6 separate regions of the Homo sapiens genome follow, and regions 2, 3, 4, 5 and 6 are each linked to region 1. The links are chromatin contacts, found by Hi-C or POLR2A ChIA-PET in ENCODE. All regions are on one chromosome and are shown on one strand. The core of a region is the stretch at or near the end of the contact, and the rest is flanking DNA. Distances in the headings are between cores, read along the strand shown.

Evidence for each region. A loop is a pair of places that touch in the nucleus more often than their neighbours do. ChIA-PET counts read pairs that join two places held with the same protein, here RNA polymerase II (POLR2A). Pooled maps may share reads with other maps.
Region 2: a map of sigmoid colon shows a loop between it and region 1 (4-fold over the local background). The contact joins two enhancer-like sites. A Hi-C loop is called at or near these places in 2 of 168 maps with a recorded cell type or tissue (sigmoid colon and transverse colon) and 7 of 50 pooled maps. POLR2A ChIA-PET finds 5 or more read pairs at or near these places in 3 of 52 experiments (AG04450, activated CD4-positive, alpha-beta T cell and naive thymus-derived CD8-positive, alpha-beta T cell).
Region 3: a loop to region 1 is called in a pooled map, with 4 times the contacts of the local background. The contact joins the promoter of PRXL2C here to the enhancer-like site in region 1. A Hi-C loop is called at or near these places in 2 of 168 maps with a recorded cell type or tissue (PC-9 and tibial artery) and 5 of 50 pooled maps.
Region 4: a map of GM12878 shows a loop between it and region 1 (2.6-fold over the local background). The contact joins two enhancer-like sites. A Hi-C loop is called at or near these places in 2 of 168 maps with a recorded cell type or tissue (GM12878 and naive thymus-derived CD4-positive, alpha-beta T cell), 20 of 37 single-sample maps with no recorded cell type and 15 of 50 pooled maps. POLR2A ChIA-PET finds 5 or more read pairs at or near these places in 3 of 52 experiments (Caco-2, OCI-LY7 and activated CD8-positive, alpha-beta memory T cell).
Region 5: a loop to region 1 is called in a pooled map, with 3 times the contacts of the local background. The contact joins two enhancer-like sites. A Hi-C loop is called at or near these places in 2 of 37 single-sample maps with no recorded cell type and 2 of 50 pooled maps.
Region 6: a loop to region 1 is called in a map with no recorded cell type, with 2.4 times the contacts of the local background. The contact joins two enhancer-like sites. A Hi-C loop is called at or near these places in 1 of 37 single-sample maps with no recorded cell type and 2 of 50 pooled maps. POLR2A ChIA-PET finds 5 or more read pairs at or near these places in 2 of 52 experiments (T-cell and activated CD4-positive, alpha-beta T cell).

Annotation. Positions count from the first base shown.
Region 1 is chr9:96,216,502-96,219,647 of GRCh38, forward strand. No RefSeq gene overlaps it. Among named protein-coding and RNA genes, the nearest start is that of HSD17B3-AS1, 28 kb to the right of the region's middle. RefSeq lists an enhancer at 1,508-1,727 and a silencer at 1,738-1,947. Within about 2 kb of position 1,595, at least 19 of the 41 ENCODE cell types and tissues checked have a DNase peak (open chromatin) inside an H3K27ac peak, as active enhancers do; they include sigmoid colon, tibial artery and transverse colon, where a contact is called at or near this core.
Region 2 is chr9:95,770,988-95,774,133 of GRCh38, forward strand. The region is part of intron 2 of LOC105376161 (a long non-coding RNA gene); the gene reads left to right. Among named protein-coding and RNA genes, the nearest start is that of ERCC6L2, 100 kb to the right of the region's middle. RefSeq lists enhancers at 1,516-1,685, 1,607-2,564. Within about 2 kb of position 1,652, at least 11 of the 41 ENCODE cell types and tissues checked have a DNase peak (open chromatin) inside an H3K27ac peak, as active enhancers do; they include sigmoid colon and transverse colon, where a contact is called at or near this core.
Region 3 is chr9:96,653,691-96,656,836 of GRCh38, forward strand. PRXL2C (peroxiredoxin like 2C) reads right to left here and starts at 1,627. Exons shown (of 6, transcript NM_153698.2): 1 at 1,400-1,627; 2 at 1,015-1,083. The coding sequence starts at 1,591. RefSeq lists silencers at 1,166-1,235, 1,376-1,585, 1,626-1,715.
Region 4 is chr9:95,821,528-95,824,673 of GRCh38, forward strand. The region is part of intron 2 of ERCC6L2-AS1 (ERCC6L2 antisense RNA 1); the gene reads right to left. Among named protein-coding and RNA genes, the nearest start is that of ERCC6L2, 53 kb to the right of the region's middle. RefSeq lists an enhancer at 1,557-1,766. Within about 2 kb of position 1,449, at least 3 of the 41 ENCODE cell types and tissues checked have a DNase peak (open chromatin) inside an H3K27ac peak, as active enhancers do.
Region 5 is chr9:95,855,974-95,859,119 of GRCh38, forward strand. The region is part of intron 1 of ERCC6L2-AS1 (ERCC6L2 antisense RNA 1); the gene reads right to left. Among named protein-coding and RNA genes, the nearest start is that of ERCC6L2, 18 kb to the right of the region's middle. Within about 2 kb of position 1,422, at least 3 of the 41 ENCODE cell types and tissues checked have a DNase peak (open chromatin) inside an H3K27ac peak, as active enhancers do.
Region 6 is chr9:95,899,985-95,903,130 of GRCh38, forward strand. All of the region lies in intron 3 of ERCC6L2 (ERCC excision repair 6 like 2), which reads left to right. Among named protein-coding and RNA genes, the nearest start is that of ERCC6L2-AS1, 26 kb to the left of the region's middle. Within about 2 kb of position 1,692, at least 2 of the 41 ENCODE cell types and tissues checked have a DNase peak (open chromatin) inside an H3K27ac peak, as active enhancers do.

The DNA of each region.
Region 1 (3,146 bases), core at 345-2,844:
AGGGTTAGAGGATCCCAAAGAGAGCAGAGACTCCAGGGAAAAGAAGAAGAGCACGGAGTCAGCATGGAGACAGTGCTTATCTGCAGGCGGGGAGCCAGGAGGGATTCTTTGCCCTTCTTGACTATACTTTTCAAATTCTCTAAAATGTTTCAGAAATAAGATAATCACAAAGTCTGCAAGTATCCCCCCACAAGGTATAATCACTTTACAGTGGAGAACACAGCAGACATCACCTAACCAAGTGATAAAGGTGACATCTCCAGGAACGGCTGCTCCCTGGCAGAGGCAGGGGTGGGGGGTGCACCAGGAAGAACCCAGCACCGCCCCTGGGATTCCGAACAGTCTGATCCTGAGGGAACGTCAGACAAGCCCAAGTTCAGGGACTTCCTACAAGATAACTGGTCCATATGCTCAAAAATTGTCCAAGTCATGAAAAAATGAAGAAAATCTGAGAAAGTGTTCCAGATTAGAGGAGACTAAAGAGACGCAATAACTAACCCAAGGTGTGATTCAGCAAAGGCCCATTCATGGGCCTCGGGGAAATATGATGAGGGTCTGTGGAGGATAACACAACTATATCAATGTTAATTTCCTGATTCAGTCACAAGCCTGTGGTTATTTTGAGGGGAAATATAAACCAAGGCATTTATAGGGCATCAATGTGGGTGAAGGGTGCATGTGAACTCTTTGCATAATTTTTAAACTGCTTTTAGAAGCTTCAAATTATTTCAAAATAAAAAGTTAGAAAAGAAAAATGGCCATTAACTTTATAATCAGAAAAAAAAATGTTTTAGGACAAAAATATGTCTCTGGTCATAGCCTGTGCTGTGAATCCATGGAGTAGATTCTTGCTGTCAGCAAAGTTCCCAACAGCTGGAGAAGAACAAGGAACAAAAGCCGAGCTGCCCTCCTGAGCTCCCAGGGTCCCAGACACAAAGCTGGCCTCTCAGGCTTTACTGAAAGATAAGTGCTGATAAGGCCTGCGGGTCATCTTCGTCTACGCGGGCCCCCCAGCTCGCTGAGAGGGGCCCGCCCTTCCAGAGCTCAGCCAGACATAAGCCAGAGCAGAGCGTGTTTCTTTTCAGCTGAAAGCTGCAGCTGGTGCATCCACCCTGGGTATGAGCAGACTCGCAGCAGGGTGCCCACCAGAGTGGGGACCTGCAGATGCCCCTGCCCAGAGACGCCGGGAGGCCACAGCCCAGGTCTTCCGGATGGAGACAGAACTTCAGCATTCCGTTTGGATCAGTCCAGAAGAAAAAAAAAAAAAAAAAAAAAAAACAAGCAAAATCTCACTATCACTGCTACTAAAACAAGATAAGCTACAAAAACAACTAATGCAACTACTGGCTTACACCCAAGTCTCACCAAGTTCCCCATAATAACCAAATTCCCCGTAAGAACGGCCACAAGGGTGACCACACTGACTAGTTGTCCTAGCCTGGTTGACCACACTGACTAGTTGTCCCAGCGAAGTGTTGCTGGAAACATTGTCAAGGTAAGGTTTGTGCCTGGTCCCTCTTGAGGCCAGGGCTGGAGGTGGGCCCCTCCGTGCGAGCTGGCCGACTGGCAGACCTGGTTGCATCTGGGCAAAAAAAGGCCATCATCGCCATAGATGCTGGAAGCTGCTCTCTCGCCCACTTTAACTGTGGGGGCCTCGGCCCCCCGTTTTTTAACTACTGGAAGACGTAGCCCTGAGTCCAACCTCTTCCACGCCTGGCGACGCTGCTAAGAACGCGGAGCAGGGCTGGAGGGCTCAGCGCCGGCGGGCTCAGCGCCGGTGGGGGCAGGGCGCGGGTCCGGGAGCGGGCGCGGAGGCACGGAGCCACACTGCCCCCTGGCGGCCATCCCCTGCCCCGCCGGCACCGCCTCCGTGAGGCGGAAGGTTGAATGTCACCACTGCGTTGCTGAATTCCGGCTCAAGATTATTAGTGCGGGGGCATCGGGTCCATCCAGGGGAGGAGAACGTTCCTAATGCGGAGTCACAAGCCCTACCTTTAAGGTCTGGCTCTGGAACTCTGGGCAAGTTGCTTAAATTCTCTGTTCTCAGCTGCGAAAGGAGGAAAATAATTAAAGCCTGTGTTGTAAAGACCTCACTAGGCAATGTGTGCTCTACAGGCTTTCCCTGCCCCTGACGCAAAGACACACGCACAGAAAGCAAGATCATGAGGGATAGATTTTTTTTTTTTTTTTTGACAGAGTCTCGCTCTGTCGCCAGGCTGGAGTGCAGTGGCTCGATCTTGGCTCACTGCAACCTCCACCTCCTGGGTTCAAGCGGGTCTCCTGCCTCAGCCTCCCGAGTAGCTGGGACTACAGGCGCTCACCACCACGCCTGGCTAATTTTTGTATTTTTAATAGAGATGAGGTTTCACCATGTTGGCCGGGCTGGTCTCGATTTCTTGACCTCGTGATCCTCCCGCTTCGGCCTCCCAAAGTGGTTGGATAGGCTTCAGCCACCACGCCCGACCGAGGGTTAGATTTTAACCCAAACACTGTCCCTTCTAATGTTCTCCGCTGCCGCCCAGTGCAGCTCCCAACGCTGACCCGGGTTTCTGGGGTGGAAGCAGCAGAGGCGCCCCCACCCCCACTCCCGCGCTCCACCGAGCCGGAGGGCAGCCCAGGGGCAGCAGCCCCACAGTGGGGCCTGAACAGCGTCCGCGGACCCGACCCGCGCTGCGGCCGCGCTGCCCCGCTCCTCTGGGCGCCTCCCCGAGGGCCTCGCTCGTCTGACCCGCAGTACTCTCCGCCCTGCTCCTCGTGCCTTTGGTGGGCGCGTGGCTTCCGGCCTGCGGAGGCTGTGCCTCCTCGCCAAGGAGCCGTTCACAGCCGCGCGTTCGAAAACCCAGCCGCCGGCCGCGCGTCCTGGAGAAGGGGCACGGTCAACTCGCACGCCCTAAGGGCCGGGCCACCGGGGTCACTGCCCGGCCTGCGGGGGCCGTGCCTGGGGCGTAGGAGCAGCGCTCCTCCGCAGGCGCTATGCATGCCTGCGCCCTCCTGCAGGATGGGCCACGAGCCCAACTGCCAGGCGATCGGCCGAGACCCAGAAGGGTGAGAGGGGGAAGCCGCACCCTCTTCGTGGGTGCGATGCTGTGAACGTCTTCCTTCAAGGAAAGAGCTGCTTCTGGATTTTCCTTGAACTCCAGGAGGTG
Region 2 (3,146 bases), core at 402-2,901, 450 kb before region 1:
TTGATAAGCCTCATACCCTAGCGCTCCAGGCACTGGTCAGATGAGGCATGGAACTTAATCTACAAATACCTTATCTTCAAAAGGAAAATATTTTCATGATTGCCTAAGTAGTAACATGGTCATTACAGAAGATTGTAAGATACCAAAAGCTATACTATAAAGAAGAAAAAAATTTACCCACACCTTGCTAGTCTCAGCGTCATCACCACCTGGGCGCTTGTTAGGAGTGCCCCCGCTGCAGACCTCGGAATCCGAATCTGTGTTTTTCCCAGACCCCCAGAGGGTTGTGTGCCTGTTCAAGTTTGAGAAGCCCCGAGCTAATAATTCCACAACTGCAATTTAGTGTCTTTCTTGGTAGCATCTTATACTTCTATTAAAGTTGGGATTAATATTGAATAATCAGTGTTGCAATTGGAATCATTAAAAATGTGATATTAACTTTATTTTAGTATTATTCAAATACTCAGTTTGGTGTGCTGCTTCTCTCCCTGAATTGTATACAGTGTTCGCCATGACATCGTTTGCTTCTGAGACTTTCTTAAAACCCAGCTTCTCCCTTCATTCTCAGCTGGAGAATAAACCAGCAGGCGGCACACAACGGGTTAATGTCTACCAATTGCGTTAATACCCATCTAAAGGCCCGGCGGCCTCCCCAGCAAAACCGAGATTTTGCAATGTTTGCCATGCGTTTGCTTCATGTTGAGAGATGGGCTGAATGGAGGTTTCTTTGTGTTTGCGCGTATTTGTGTGTGTGAGTGTGTGTGTGTTCCCCGCAGTCTCCGTGGGTGGCCTCCTGCGGGTGAATGCGCAGTGTTCCCACTGTTGCTTATCCTGCAGGCTTTCCAAACCTCCCTCCTGCCGACAGACAGCCAGGGGAAACACATCTCTCCAAAGAGAAACCCAAAGAAGCTGCAGAAGAGATTTCTTAGTCTGTTCCTATTCAGGGAAGGTGAGGGAGCCCTCATTCTTAAAGGTCTCTTTTAAAAGCCCTGTTTCTTTTTGCACACATAGTTTTGGAAGGTGCCCAAAAGACTGTCCAGAGTGTCCCAGCCTTCTCCGACAGTGCCGGGAAACAAGAGGTGGCTGCTGCCGTTTGCAAGTATGGATGAAGGCCTGAGTGGTCCCGGGCATTCAGGGCCAGGAAGGCAGGAGGGGAGGGGCTGGGAGGAGGGGGCGCTTTGCAGGGCCCGTGTACCTGGGCTGGACACTAGGCCACAGGAGGGGCAGGAGACAGTGGAATTATTGTCTGCCATTCACCAGAGTCTATCATCTCACTTGGTTTCCCCCTACAAGAAGAACTCTCTCTCTCTCTCTACACACACACACACACACACACACACACACACACCATGCCCCCCGCCACCACCACCACGCACACAGACGCAGGTTCCTGGAACTGTTTCCCCCAGTTCTCTGCCTCAGACATCTTCACCCCATGTCCTGCCCTGATCTGGTGTTCTGGGCATGGCTCCTTTTATTGCTTTTTAAAAGGAGTCTGTGGTTTTATGAGGGCTGTTTGGCCGGCAGAGGTTGGGCTAGGCCGGGTTTTCGATGCCTGTGGCCCTGTCAGCCCAGGGAAGAGGCCGCTGAAGCTGAGCAGCTGCTCCTGAAAACAGCCCGGGACAGCTCTTCCCAGCCTCCGCCCGCTGCACTGAGCACTCCACTCTCTCTGCCCTCCGGCTGCTAGCTCCGATGGCAGCCCCCGGCCTCTCAGTAATCCTCAGCAACTCAAGCTTTCGCTGGAGTCCTCGGCAGGTGGGCGGCTGTAAAATCTTTTTGTTTGCTGCTTTGTCATCCTCTTCCCATCCCCGACCGGCAGTACCCATGGTCCAGGAAATAAACACCCAGTACAAAAACTCCCTGTTCGTATCTGGTAAATTTTCAACTAAAAAGTTCAGCGTTCAGGTGAGTGGGCTCGAGATCCAGCCGGTTTGAAGAGAGAGGAATAAAGGACAGGGTGTTGGGCGTGGGACTGGCACCCGCTGAAACCCTCATCCTGTGGGTGCCCGGTGTGGGTCCCCGCTGGCGTCACAACGTGCAGCCCACCTGCTCTGCCAGCTTCCGCGACCTTGATCTCAGCCAATCCTGTTTTGGGCCCCATCACAGTCTTTCTGTCTGTGGAGCTGGGCAAGCAGGAGGTTTCTCAGGGCCCAAGATGGTTTTTCAGATGTGAATATTGGCCAACTCCCGAAGTTGCTAGAAAAATGTAGGCAGCTTGGCCACCGAAGTAAAAGCCATCGATGGCATTTTTCCCAGCCTCAGCTGAATTCAAACCACTAAACTCTTGTGGTTTATTTTTTTTACAGCTTTCTTAGCTAACAGGACTGGATGCCTTTAAAAAACTTTTCAAAATAATATTTTGGAACCTAGCATTATTTGGTTTTCCCTCTGTAAAGGCTAATCTATCATAATTTCCCCATAGCTTGCTTTGCGGAAGAGGGTGGGTGAGGGACAAAGGAAAGGTAACATGCTAACCAAGACAAGCGTAGTGTGAAGGAAGGGCGGGCCCTGTTCGGCCTCTGCCCAGCAGAGTCACAAGCTTTGTGGGCCTCAGTGTCCTCCTCTGGAGAACAGGAAGAATAATACGACAGCCCAACTACCTTACAAGACAGTTCTGTGATTAGGCTGATGTTCGTCAGAACATTTAGTCACCGTAAAATGCTACACAATGTGAATTATTGTGCTTTAACAAATAATTTGAAAGCAGTATAAAGTGCTTCTAGACTTGCAGATATCAAGAAAGCTGGATATCTGGGTTATTCATTCTCGGTTGGCAAAAGGTGGTCCCTGCATGATCAGCCCTACGGGCCCCACATATTCTTTTAAGGGCTCAGGCTTTTGGAAGGCTTCTCAGTGCAGCAAGCATGAATAGTAAGGGCTACGCTGCGCTCTTTACTTACTTGTTTTTGCCTTAAACCATCACAGTTACCACAAGGGTTAAGGATGCAGGTAGCATTGCAGACAGACTGACAGAGCTTTGTGTTCTGGCTTGGCCAATTAGCTTAGCTTCTCTGAGCCCAGTTTCCTCATCTGTAAAACAGGTATAACAACAACAACAACAACAACAATAATAGTAATCAGCTGATACAATTCTTGTGAGATTAAAAGACAACATTCACAAATTGCTTACCAGTATGATATCTTGC
Region 3 (3,146 bases), core at 377-2,876, 440 kb after region 1:
TAAACACATACAATTATATATGTCAATTTTTAAAAAGAGAATAAAAGGATACGCAGAGGAACAGTCAAAACATTGTTTTCAAAATGATATAGTAAATAATTCTCTATATTCTCCCCAAAGACATTCTTTTTTAAAAACTCTGTAGCACAGTTTTTTTTTTTTCTTTTTTAGACGGAGTCTTACTCTGTCGCCCAGGCTGGAGTGCAGTGGTGCAATTTCGGCTCACTGCAACCTCCGCCTCCCGGGTTCACGCCATTCTCCTGCCTCAGCCTCCCGAGTAGCTGGGCCTACAGGCGCCCGCCACCAAGCCCGGGTAATTTTTGGTATTTTTAGTAGAGTCAGGGTTTCACCGTGTTAACCAGGATGGTCTCGATCTCCTGACCTCGTGATCCGCCCTCCTCGGCCTCCCAAAGTGCTGGGATTACAGGCGTGAGCCACCGTGCCCGGCCGCACAGTTATTTAATCAATGTTATTTTTTCACATCCTGATTGACAAGGTCTGCTGAAAGAACATCTGTTTTATAAAGGCTGCTCAATGCCTTTCCTCAAAAAGCTCACTTGGGCACAAACCTATCTGTGCCTCAAGAAAAACAACTATGTGGTTTGTCCTAGGGACATGGAACTTGCAGCCTATTAACATAAACATTTGCACCTTTACGATATATTAGTATTTTCCCATAATGAGCAGCTATTTGGAGTGTAACAAAAAATAAAGGGAAGAAAATAACCATTTCCAGCATTTGTTTTAGGGCATTATCAGTCAACATTTGAGAACAGGCACTAGGTTACCAGGCAACACCACAATTGTTAGTACGTTTACCACCAGGCAGCACCCAATGAGTTAGGGCAGAAATAGATCTCTGACGTCTCACTCCTTTTGGAGGGGCGAGGGTGGAGAGAGCTGCGGGGAGGGGCAATCCAGGCTGCAAGTTCCGCGCTGGAGCCGCGTCCTCCCCCGCCCCGCTCGCAAGGTCTGCAGAAGCGGGCACTGGGCCGCCCACGCTGGGAAACTCACTTGTAAGAAACTCCTGGGGATTTTGGCCAGATCCTCTACGTATTCCTTGCAGATGTAACACAGGAAATGCTGAAAGCCAAAACGGCAGAAAGGGCAAGTTAGTAAAGCAGCACCCTCGGGCCCCGAAGGATCCCTGTACTTCGCCGTGCGTGACGCGAGCAAAGGCGACGCCCGCGGGGCCGGGACCGGCGGCTCGGGCGCCCGGCGCGTGGGAAGCGGGCCTCGCCCTCGCCCTCTCCCTGCCCCGCCCTAGTTGGGAAGCGGCCGCGACTGGGCAGGCTGCCTTCCCGTTTCCGTCCTAAGAAGCAGGAGGCGCGGCTCGCATCCCGGCAGCCTGCCCGGGACCCTGGGCCGCGCTTCCCTTCCAGCCCCGCCGCCCGCTCACCCGCACGAACACCACCACGGCGCGGCGCTCCCGGAACAGCGCGCCGAACGGTACCCGCTGCCCGCGGGCGTCCAGCACCGGCAGCTCGGCCACGGCGGCCGCCAGGGGCTGCCCGCTGTCGGGGCCGCTCGGGGCCGGGACCAGGGCGGCGGCGCCGCTAACCTGCCGCGTGACCGGGGCCGGCGCGGCCATGACGCGGGGCGGCCGAGGGCCTGGGTCCGCTCTGTCAGCGCGGACCGGGGCGGGGCGCGCAGAGGTTGGGCGCGGGGGGCGGGGCGGGGCGTGCAGAGGTGGGGCCTGGCAAGTCACGGTTTCCGCGGCGCGGCGCGGGCCTGGGAGCTGTCGGAGTGAACCCCACGGGCGGTTCTGACTCAGCTCTCAGGGTAGGGGACAGAGAGAGAAAGTAAGGTCCGTCCACGGCGAGCAAGCATTATTGAGGAAGAAAGCCGCCCGCGCCCTCCATGGCCACCTGAGCGGATGTTCTCACCTATTCGAGAACTAATGGGTGTATGTGTAAAAGGTGGGCTAGGGCCAGGCCCACGTTTTGTAAACACACAGGCCGGGCCTGTAATCCTAGCGACTTGGGAGGCCGAGGCGGGAAGATCACTTGAGGCCAGGAGTTCGAGACCAGCCTGGGTAGGTAACAGAGGGCAACGCCATCTCCGTTTTTTAAAAAAATAAATAATAAAAATAAAGAAATAAAAGGTGAGCTGGGTGGGATGAGGATGATGAAGTTAGATGACTTAGCAGCTGTTTTGTAGAAATCCCACACTTCCAATTCAGTTTCTCCTGGGGTGGGTAGGCAGGCATAGGGAAATCTGGGGATCTCAGCCTTTGTGAGACCAAACTGGCCCTGGATTTAGAGGTTCATCTTTCTCTGGGGTTTCTCATGGGTGCTAACTGTGTGTCCAAGATTTCCAGAGCAGGACCAGATAACATTCAGGCTCTTTGTCTTCATAAGTTTACTCACTCTTGTGTATGGATTTGGGGTTCAGAAAGTACATCCTTTATCTATGGCCTTTGTTGAGCTGAAGAATATTTCTGGGGCGGAGTGCTAGGCAGGTCTATGTGACTGATGTGACTCTGCCACAAAGTGCAGGAAAGGGGGATGCTGCATCCTCTGGCTTTCACCTGTGTGAAGATTTTATACTTTATTGAGCACACATTAAGTGCTCTGTTTGAGAAGCTCTGCAGCGTGTTTACAAAATTTTAAGCATAGATCTGTTTCTAAGTCAAGATAGTTTCTTTCTGAGACAGGGTGTCGCTCTGTCGCCCAGGCTGGAGCATTGGCACGATCATGGCTCACTGCAGCCTCCACCTCCTGAGCTCAAGCAGTCCTCCTGCCTCAGCCTCCCAAGTAGCTGTGATCACAGGCATGCACCACCATGCCTGGCAAATTTTTTTTTAGATTTGTTTTTGTAGACACAAGGGTCTCCCTATGTTGCCCAGGCTGGTTTTGAACTCCTGGGCTCAAGCAATCCTCTTGCCGTGGTCTCCCAAAGTCCTGGGGTTACAGGCATGAGCCACTGGGCCTGGCCAGGAGCTTTATGAGTTTTTGGAAATAAATGCATGACCAAAGTGCAGGCTGATGAATAGCACTCACAACAGGCAGTTTGCCAGATGTCACCAAATTTATTGTAAGCAGTGTTTTGGTAAGCAGAAATTGATATACAGATAAGAATGGTGGTATTTTGGCAGCTCTGATTAATTGCTGGTATCAATGAATGAAAAATTTTCTTTGACATTA
Region 4 (3,146 bases), core at 199-2,698, 400 kb before region 1:
GCTATTTTATGTCACTAAATTTGGAGTAGTTGGTTATGCTAGACAACTAGAGTAGTAATTTTGTCTTGGGCTGGCTTGATGGTATAAGTGGATCTAAGCAATATATCCATGGTTTGGGACTATATTGACTACAAAAACAACAAATTAATCCTTCATCTGTTATCAACTCTAGTCTAGTTTTATAGAAATGTCATGTGGTCCCCTAAATGCTGTCATTCAAATAAGACCTTCTTGGGCCAAACAACCAATACATCTTCCTACGTAAGTTTAAATAAAGTCTTTCTGGCTTATGTGAGATCATGAAAGCCTCCTTTTGACACAATAATCCCATGCTCTGTAGTCTGTAAAGTCATTTGGAATTACATGGCAAATGACATTTATAAAGCAACAACTAGCCGGTGGAAGCAACGTTAAATCAGAACATTTTAGTAACTTCAATTTTTATCAAGAGTAGTATGTTTTAGGCTATATTTCTTAAACAAGAAGGCTTGGTCAAGTTTACATTTATTCAGATACCCAAACCATGTCCAGATTATATTTGAACATTTCTTTGAGGGCTCTATGTCCCATTTAATTGCTTTTGACAAGCATGATACCCTCTAAACCTAAATAATGTGTTTCCCCTGAAAACCCCCTCAGCTAAAAACACATTCTACTCCAAGTAAAATGGTTGCATCATCTAAATTCCATTATCTGTAGCATTTTGTAAAAGGCCATGAACTAAGAATGTGCCCTTGTTCTTGATCTCAGGGCGTCTGAAAAAAGACTTGAGCATGAAGCCAGGAGGGGTCTGGCCGCTCGCCCAGGTCTTGATCTCCAGGCTCTCAGCTCACCAAGGTGGGATGCAGCAGCTTGCAACTTCTTGGGGGAAAATAGTTCTTGAGAAATAATTTCAAGGGGTAAACTGGTGATTTTTTGGACAGAGCTTGGGAGAATATCTGGGGCAGAACCGGAAGAAGGGAGAATGTGTGAGAGCTAAAAGGAGGCAACAGCAGGAGCTAAGAACGAGGACAGGGGAGGAAAGAGTGGGCTCAGAGCAGGGGAGGGTGGTGAAGTAACACCAAGAACTCTGAAAACCCTTGTCGCCAACTGTGACTGTCTTCACAAATCCCGACGGTAAAGGCTGCGTGACTCTCCTGGTAACCCTTCTGCCTCGAGGGCCTTTGGCCCTGCCCAACCAATGGTCATGCTGCTGTGTTGGACCCATGAACTGCAAATCCCTTTAGTGAGTGTGTGCAGAGGACTGTGGCAGAAATCCACATGAGAGACTTAGGTACTGCAGTGATCCATCATCTGGGAAGATTAAGTGGCTCTGGTGGCTTCCACGCTACCATCTGACTGTGGTCATCTTGAAAGTTAACTCTTCACTTGTTTTTATCAGTGTGGCTAGCATTGCTTCTGTTCTTAGGTTAAAAATACAACAGGGAAAACCCACTCCACCACCACAAAGCTTAAGCCTGGACGTGGCTAGAGGTTGGTTTTATGAGGTTGTCAGAAATGAATCATCAAGCTACTTGAAGCCAGAGACTCCAGGAAATCTAAACATTTGATAATGCTTGTTTTTGCTTAATTTAGTGAAGCAAGGCCAGAGTCAAACCTGCTGCCATGCACGAGGCAGGCAGATTTTTATAAAAACAGGTTTGTCCTCAAGATTCCCAAACGCCTGTGTCATCAGGCTCTGTCTAGCTCTATTGAAGGCCCACCCTCCTGTAAGAAGCACAGATGCAATTCAAGCCAAGTTCAACTGGATTGAAAGCTCCTTGGGGGTTGTTACTGCGCCTCACACAGCTTTGTGTCCCTCAGAGTAAGCATGTGGGTAAGGTCAGGTTCCCCAGAAACAAATCTGTAAGGTGAGGACAGAGGAGGTAGGAGGTGTTTACTAAGGAAGTGCGCCAGGGAAGGCTGGGCAGGAGTGAGGGAAGCAGGATGATGAGGAGGAGAAGAGCCACACCAGGGGTTATCTCAGGCTGCGACCCGTGGGGTGGCGCCAGCCTGATCTTGCAGGGACCTCAAGAGGATAAGGCACCCGTCAGAGCTTGTCCCAGCTGGCAGCAAAGGACCTGGGCTTTCCTATTCTCCAGGCGTGAAGCCCCTAGGAAATACGACCAATATTTTATCCTGTGGGAATATAATTTGGGTAGGGCTCAAGATTTGGAAAATGATGTATGAGCTGATTGTTTTGCCACCTGCTACACAGGTGTTCAAACATGGCAGAATGTGAGTGAGCTTCTCCACTCCTGGTAATAATCAACGGGGTTCCGAGTGCTGAGTTCCTCCCACATTGCTGCTCTTCAGGGAGTGAGCCTCATGGCCCTGGAGTTCTCCATTAGACTAGTCCGACAAAGCGGGGCATGTTCTAACTATCCAAGAAAACCATGCTCCTTACATATTTAGCTATTATGATTACTTTCCACCACAGCAGTCCTAGCCTCTATGATACAAAGAAATCAGAAAAAAAAAAATAAATTGGATCCAATCTATATTGAATGGCTAAGTTTTTATTAATTCAGTTACCTATGCCACAAATATCTACTGTATGCCTTCTGTGCTCCAGGCAATATGCTCGGGTTTTGGAGACACAGAGCAACAAAATATACAGTTTACAAATGAGTGGACGTTCTTGAAACAAAGGCTGGGAGGGATGGAGGGAGGTGTGAGCCTGGAGGCGTAAGCAGGAGTCCTCCCGGGAGCCTCATGGTGAAACCTGTGCTAATGACCATGCGTTTTCACTGCTCAAATATCGCGGGGGCTCTATGCCTCTTAAAATTTTATCAGTGTCCTAATTTTCTTCCACTGCATCCTAGGAGAACCAAAGACCACAAGATGAAAACATATTCAGACACACCCTTTCCCACTCCAAATCACAATTTTCAGGTCAAGCTCCCCTCAAGGGGATGCATTTCATAGAATTTGGTGATTGTGTTCTTTTAGGTGTATTGTCCACTTTTCCTGGCCTTTTTCTAAATTCTTTTATCTTTTGGGAACATGAGACTCACATAAAATAATAAAGGGTTAGATTATCTTTTTAAATCCGCAATATTTTAGCAATATTTACCTCCTTCTAACTTCAGTTATTGTGCGCAAGCTTTTATTATTGGCATGACATTTTCAAGTTCCTCAATTGACCACATATTGGGATTCATTTT
Region 5 (3,146 bases), core at 172-2,671, 360 kb before region 1:
TATCTGCCTTTCTGATATTTGATCCCATCCAAAAACCATCTGCAGGTTTTTTAACTGCAAAGCCTCACAAGACCTATCTCTGGCCCAGTTTATCTCCTGGTGCCTTCCTTTCATCTTCAAAGCAGGCCCCAGGAACTCAGCTTTCTTTCCTCTCCAGCAACTCAGCCATCCTTTCTATCCCTTCAGATTTTGTTTCATACCACTGCATAATCTCCCTCATTTTGCATTTTCTTCTACATCTGTAGATAAGCACAGAAACCTAAAAAATTTAAGGATCTTATTCCTGATCTCTGAAAAGAAATAGGATAATGAAGTAACCAATCTGGTAGAAGTGAGTAAGGTTATAGAATCCTTCCATAATTAACAAGTTATCTGTTACTTGTCCCTTTCAAGATGGTAAATGGATCTAGGAGGATGAGACTTTTGTGTGTGCCTTTTTCTCTCCCCGCTAAATTATATGAATTAGTTTTATCTCTTTAGGATTTGCCAAAAAGCAAAGTGGTTATCATTATTGGTTAAACACATTGATATTTATTTATTTTAGCAAACATGAAAGCAATTGTTACAACAGGACTACAACAGTCAGCAGAACTGGGTCCCAGCTGGTGGTGACTCCAGAAAATAGTCAGGGTCCCACCTTGTGCCCACTCTTCCATACCTTTCCTGAATAGTCATCAGTGTTCTAGGTCTGGTATATGTTCCCTGAAAGGCAGCAAAGAAAGAGAGTACAGACTGTAGTGTCCCTGATAAGATCATATGTGGATCTCCTAATATCAATTTGGCTTGAATACAAGGACTACTTTCCTATTCCAAGGGCAGGGTAGAGGTACATACCTAGGACATGGAATGGCAGATGTCTGAAATATACATTGCAGACCACCACACTTCACTGAGGTGTTGCCCTCTGCATTTATTCCTGAGGGTGGAGTTCACTAAACCACTTTCCTTCTCACCCCATTTTTAGATACAATCAAGGTAGAATAATAGGTGTTTCCTAAACTCAAATTGGCAGTTTGCAGTTTCTAGGACATCAGCAATGAATGACACCCTTTTAGTGAACCCTGGCCCTTCCCCTTCCCCCTAGGAATGATGAACATAGTTCATGTCTTTACTAATCGTCTGTGACCCAAGCATCATACTGAGCACAACGTGTAAATATCAAGAAGACAGTGTTCAAGGGCAAGGCTTCAGTATATGAGGGGCAGCAGAAGTGATGGGGGGGAGGAGGAGTGGAAGACCAAGGCTGAGCCATTCCCCAGAGGGATCTTGTTACCAGGAACGTTGCCAAGGCAGGGGCTTTTGCAGCTGTGTAAAGAGCAGATTGGAGCAAGATAGAAGCCTGTTGTGAAAACTGGGGCCCAAGATCAGGGCTGGACAACATCAAGCATCTTTGCTGCTAGAGTGCCTAAGCGTTGAGTCACAGCAACTTAATCCCTCCTATTAATACCTGGTTTGATTCTAGAGACTGGGGTGAGGCTGAGTCCCCTATTGGCTGCCAGAATTTCAGCTGCAGGGAGACAAACTCCAGGAAATCTACAAGTTAGGCAAGAAGGATATGGGGAAACAGAGGTCAGTTTCCAGAGAATTAAACAACTGACATGAAAGACTTAAGGGCTGTTCCTGGTAAAGGAATCTTTACGTGTAGGAACTGGGCAAGGAGAAAAAGAGTCCAGTTGCATTCACATTCTCACCTGAGTGACAAGAGAAGGCAAGATAACTAAGCGGAACTTTTTTCATTCTGTTGCTTTCTAAATTTTCAAACTAAGTTTAAAGAACAATGAGACTAAGTCTGTAGGTCACGACAACCTGGCAACTTCAAGTTAGACCTCCATAATCATGAGTGTTTGCTCTCACCTATCAATACCATGCCATTCTGAGATTGCCAGACCAGCCTTCTTCCCAGCCCTGGCACCCAGGGCTCTGGCTCAGCTCTTTAATACCTACTTCCCTGTGCTGACCTGATGCAGGAACTGCTGGCCTTGCAGCTTGTCCAATGTCAGCCTAGCTCAAAACTGGGTCTTCATACCTACAGTCCAAAGAAGGTGTTGAACTTGCTAATCTAAAGGCATCAAAGGGCTGCAATATGTTGGAGTGGAAAGAGGAATAGAAACTTAATGAAGTTGCCAGAGAGCAACAAGAAACCAAGAACAGGCAGAGCTTAATTTTAGGCTCCAGGGATTTTCCCAGACTTATTTTCACTGTTTCTTAGGGCTCCAATTTTCTAAGTCCTTTATTCTTCAGTCAAATGAAGTACAAGGAAATGTGAGAACTCTAGATGAGTCCCTGAAGTCATTGATACTAATCAAATGACCCTGGCAGCTCAGATCAGCAGGCACTTTGGGAGCATCAGCAATGACCCCTGTGTCCTTGGGATGTCACTCTCCTGCTATAAAGTCTTCAGTGGATCTCTACTGCCTTGGAATAACTGGACTCTCTAGCCTCACCTTTAAAATCTTCCAGGAACCCTTTCTCTCACTAATCCCCTTCAGGCGCAAATACTCCAGCAAAACTTAATCACTGGTTTTTCACACTTGACATGAACTTTTTCCATTTTCTGACTTTTCTCAAAGTTTACCTTGTGTAGAATAATATTTTATCTAACTGACACATCTAAATATAACTATTCTTCAATGCCAGCTAAAAGCTTATCTCTTCCAGAATGCCTTCTTTCTGATTACACTAATCTCTGATCACACCTACATTTACTTGACTTATATTACTCAGCATGTTTTTACTATAAAGTAAATCTTGTGTCATCTTCCTCATTTACACTGCACATTCATCAAATACAGATATTATATGTTATCAATATTTTCAAATGACCTCAGTGCCAGAGTTGAACTAATCATATTCCTCAGTTCATATCACCTGATCATTAGAGTTGAAGCAAAACACTTAATTTAGATATTTATTCCTTTTTCACCTCATTCTGTTACCGTTCCCTCTCCCATTCCCCTTTCCATAGACAACTGCTCTGAGTTTGAAGTCTAACACGTGTATACATACTCTTGCAAAATATAATAATATAGTCTACTGTATCTTATTAGACTTTGTTCTACTTCTTATTTTTTTACTCAGCGCTGTGGTTTTGTTTTGTTTTGTTGAGACAGGGTTTTGCTCGTTGCCCAGGCTGGAGTGCAATGGCG
Region 6 (3,146 bases), core at 442-2,941, 320 kb before region 1:
GTAAATTCCTTGCTATAATGTACATTGCTATTTACCTTCTTCAGTTGATTTCTTAATTTATTTATTTTCAGTCTTTTTGTATTCTAATAAATTACCTTAAAGCTATAAGTGTTCCTTTGGGCCAGGCATGGTTGCTCACACCTGTAATCCCAGCACTTTGGGAGGCTGATGCTGGAGGATCGCCCAGGAGTTTGAGACCGGCCTGCGCACCATAAGAATACCCTGTCTTTACAGAAAATAAAAAAATAAAACAATTAGCCAGGTGTGGTAGTGTGTGTCTGTGGTCTCAGCTACTGGGGAGGCTGAGGTGAGAGAATCGCATGAGCCCAGGAGTTCTAGGCTGCAGTGAGCCGTGATCATGCCAATGCACTCCAGCCTGGGCAACAGAGAAGACCCTGTCTCAAAAAAAAAAAAAGTTCCTTTCAGTACTCCTTTGTCTGTGTTCTATAGTTTTTAATATGTAGTTTTTTCGTTAGTCTTTTCTAAATTATCTGTGGCCCTAATTTTTATTCTCTTTTACCCAAGTACTATTTGAAAGAGAAATTAAAAAATTTCCAAGTGAATAGCTATTGTTGGGGCTCAGGATGATGGGAGGGCTGAACCCTTTTTGACAATTCTAGTTTTGTTGCATCAGATAACAGCCTTGATATTTTTTTCTTTGTGATTACATCCATGGATCAGTTTTTATGCTTTGATGTAGTGCATTGTGTAGTCTCTGTTGTTTTAAAATGTTGCTTATATTGTGCATTCTTTGTAATCATGGTCACATGGTTTTATATATTTCTATTTAATCATGTTTGTTAATTGCATTGTTAAAATGTTTAATAGTGTTATTTTCTTCTTGTCTGAACAGTTGGATCTGGAAAGAAAAACGTTAAATTTTTTTATTTCTCTTTGTGTTCATACCAACTTTTTCTTAACGTCTTCAGTTAATTCTTCAGAGGCCAGGTGTGGTGGCTTGTGCCTGTAGTCCCAGCTACTCAGGAGGCTGAGGTAGTAGGATCACTTGAGCTCAGGAGGTTGAGGCTGCAGTGAGCCATGACTGTGCCACTGCACTCCAGCTTGGGTGACAGAGTGGTACTCTGTCTCAGAAAAAAAAAAAAAAATTCTTCAGTAAATTTTATGTGTTTGTATATTGCTCTCACACTTGATTATCCATAGGCTTATCTGCCTATGGAATTTTAAGTTCAAAATTTTCTTTTATAATGACAAAACATCTTCTGTCACTCCATATTGCAGATGAGAGTTCAGTGTCAACCCGATTTTTTTCCTTGGAAAGGATTTTTTTTTTAATTGTTTGGAAGTATTAAGGACTTTTTTAATTGATGAAATTTGGAAATTTCCATGAGCCCTAACACTCACCATAGAATTCTTCCAAATAAGTTTTGCTTTAGAAAATATATATACAGTGCTTTATGCAGGGAAAGTTGCATACTGATGCTAGAATCAGTTTCTTTGATGACTGGTGTAACTTTTCCTTCTTAAAATTACTTGGCCATTATTTTTCTTGACTTAGTCTTTCCAACTACCTTAGCTGTTTTGTTGAGTTTTGTTTTGCTTGTTGTTGTTTTTAGGTTCCTTCTAGGAAAAGTAAATTTTTTAGCGGGGGAGGGCAGGGGGAGTTTTTGCTTTCAGAGGTGTAGGGCGGATTGCTCAGTTCTTCAGGTGTGCCAGTTCTCATCTGCTCCTGCACTGTTCTGACCTGCTGGTACTGCCCTTCCAGGCATTCTGCCACTATTATGGATTTATTATGTTTGTTCTTTTGTTTCATTGGCATCAATACAAACGTGTTGAGTTAGTCATTTGAACTGGAATTTAGAGTTTTTAATGGCATCACCAGTGACATTCTACAGTATTTCCCAGAAGTAAATACAAACAAAAATTATAACTTTGAAAGTTTTAAAAGATAAATTTGTATTGGTTCATTTAAAACAATGTATGTTTTAAAAAGACAGTTTATGAAATGGAGAAGAAATCATTTCTTTTGTATTTATTATGCTAATGCCAGAATTACAATTGAATTCTGAAAAATTAATGTTGAAGCTTGTTGAAGAAAGCCCTTTAATGAACTGAATGTTACAAATTAAGGAGTGGTGGGTCTAAGGTATGTGTGTGTGATACGATACATCTCATATACATTTAAAAACTTTTCAAGTGTGAATAAATCATCTGAATAAGAATGCATGAATGTTTTGTGCCAAGAATAAATTCTTAAAGGAAAAGACACAAGCTCTACATTTTAAACATTGATTTTTGGAATGGTTCTTTAGATGTAGGCTAAGTTTTGATTGAAATTCAATTTTTATGAATCATAATAAATTTATTATAAAATATTACTATCTTGCATGATGAAGCTTTAGAGATTCTAAGTAAAATTCATAATTAATGCAAAAGAGGAGGATTTTTGTAGCAATCACAACACCAGCATCGGAAGCAATTTCAATGACAATTTAACAAAAATATTTTATAATTATTTTATTTACTATACACTATTTTTTTAGTTCTTCATATGTACCAAGAGGATTATGTTGCACATGATGCTACCGTGAGCATCCTTATGCACAACTTTTGCAATAATAACTGTAGGATAAATTCTTAGTACTGGAATTGGATAGCAGGTAGAGCTGGATTTAGGGGATTACTTTTTGATAACTGGAGTTAAATTACCCCATATCCCCACGAGTGATGTATAAGAATGTCTGTTTCCACCTTTTCGTTTGCACTAGGTATTAGCAAACATAAATTTATGACTACCTGAGAGATTTAAAATTTTTATCTTGCTTTGATTTACATTTCTTAATGAGTGAAGCTGTAGCATTTCAGATGTTTAAAAGCTATTTTTAAATCTAATTCTCGTTTTTAATCATAGTCCTTGATTAATAGTCCTTAACGATATATCCTGGAATCTAATTTTTTGTTCATTATATATTTTGAAAATATTTCTTCCCCATGTAGAGTCAGCTTTGAATTATTTATTGATTTTTTAAAAATGTTTATGTGGTTACATGTATTGGTCTGTATAGTTTCTGGGTTTTATGTTTGCCTAGAAAAGCCTTTTGTACTCTAAATTTATAAATACATTCATTCATGGTTCTTTTATAATATGTGTGATTTTATTTTATACCTTTATATCTTTGTTTCAGCTA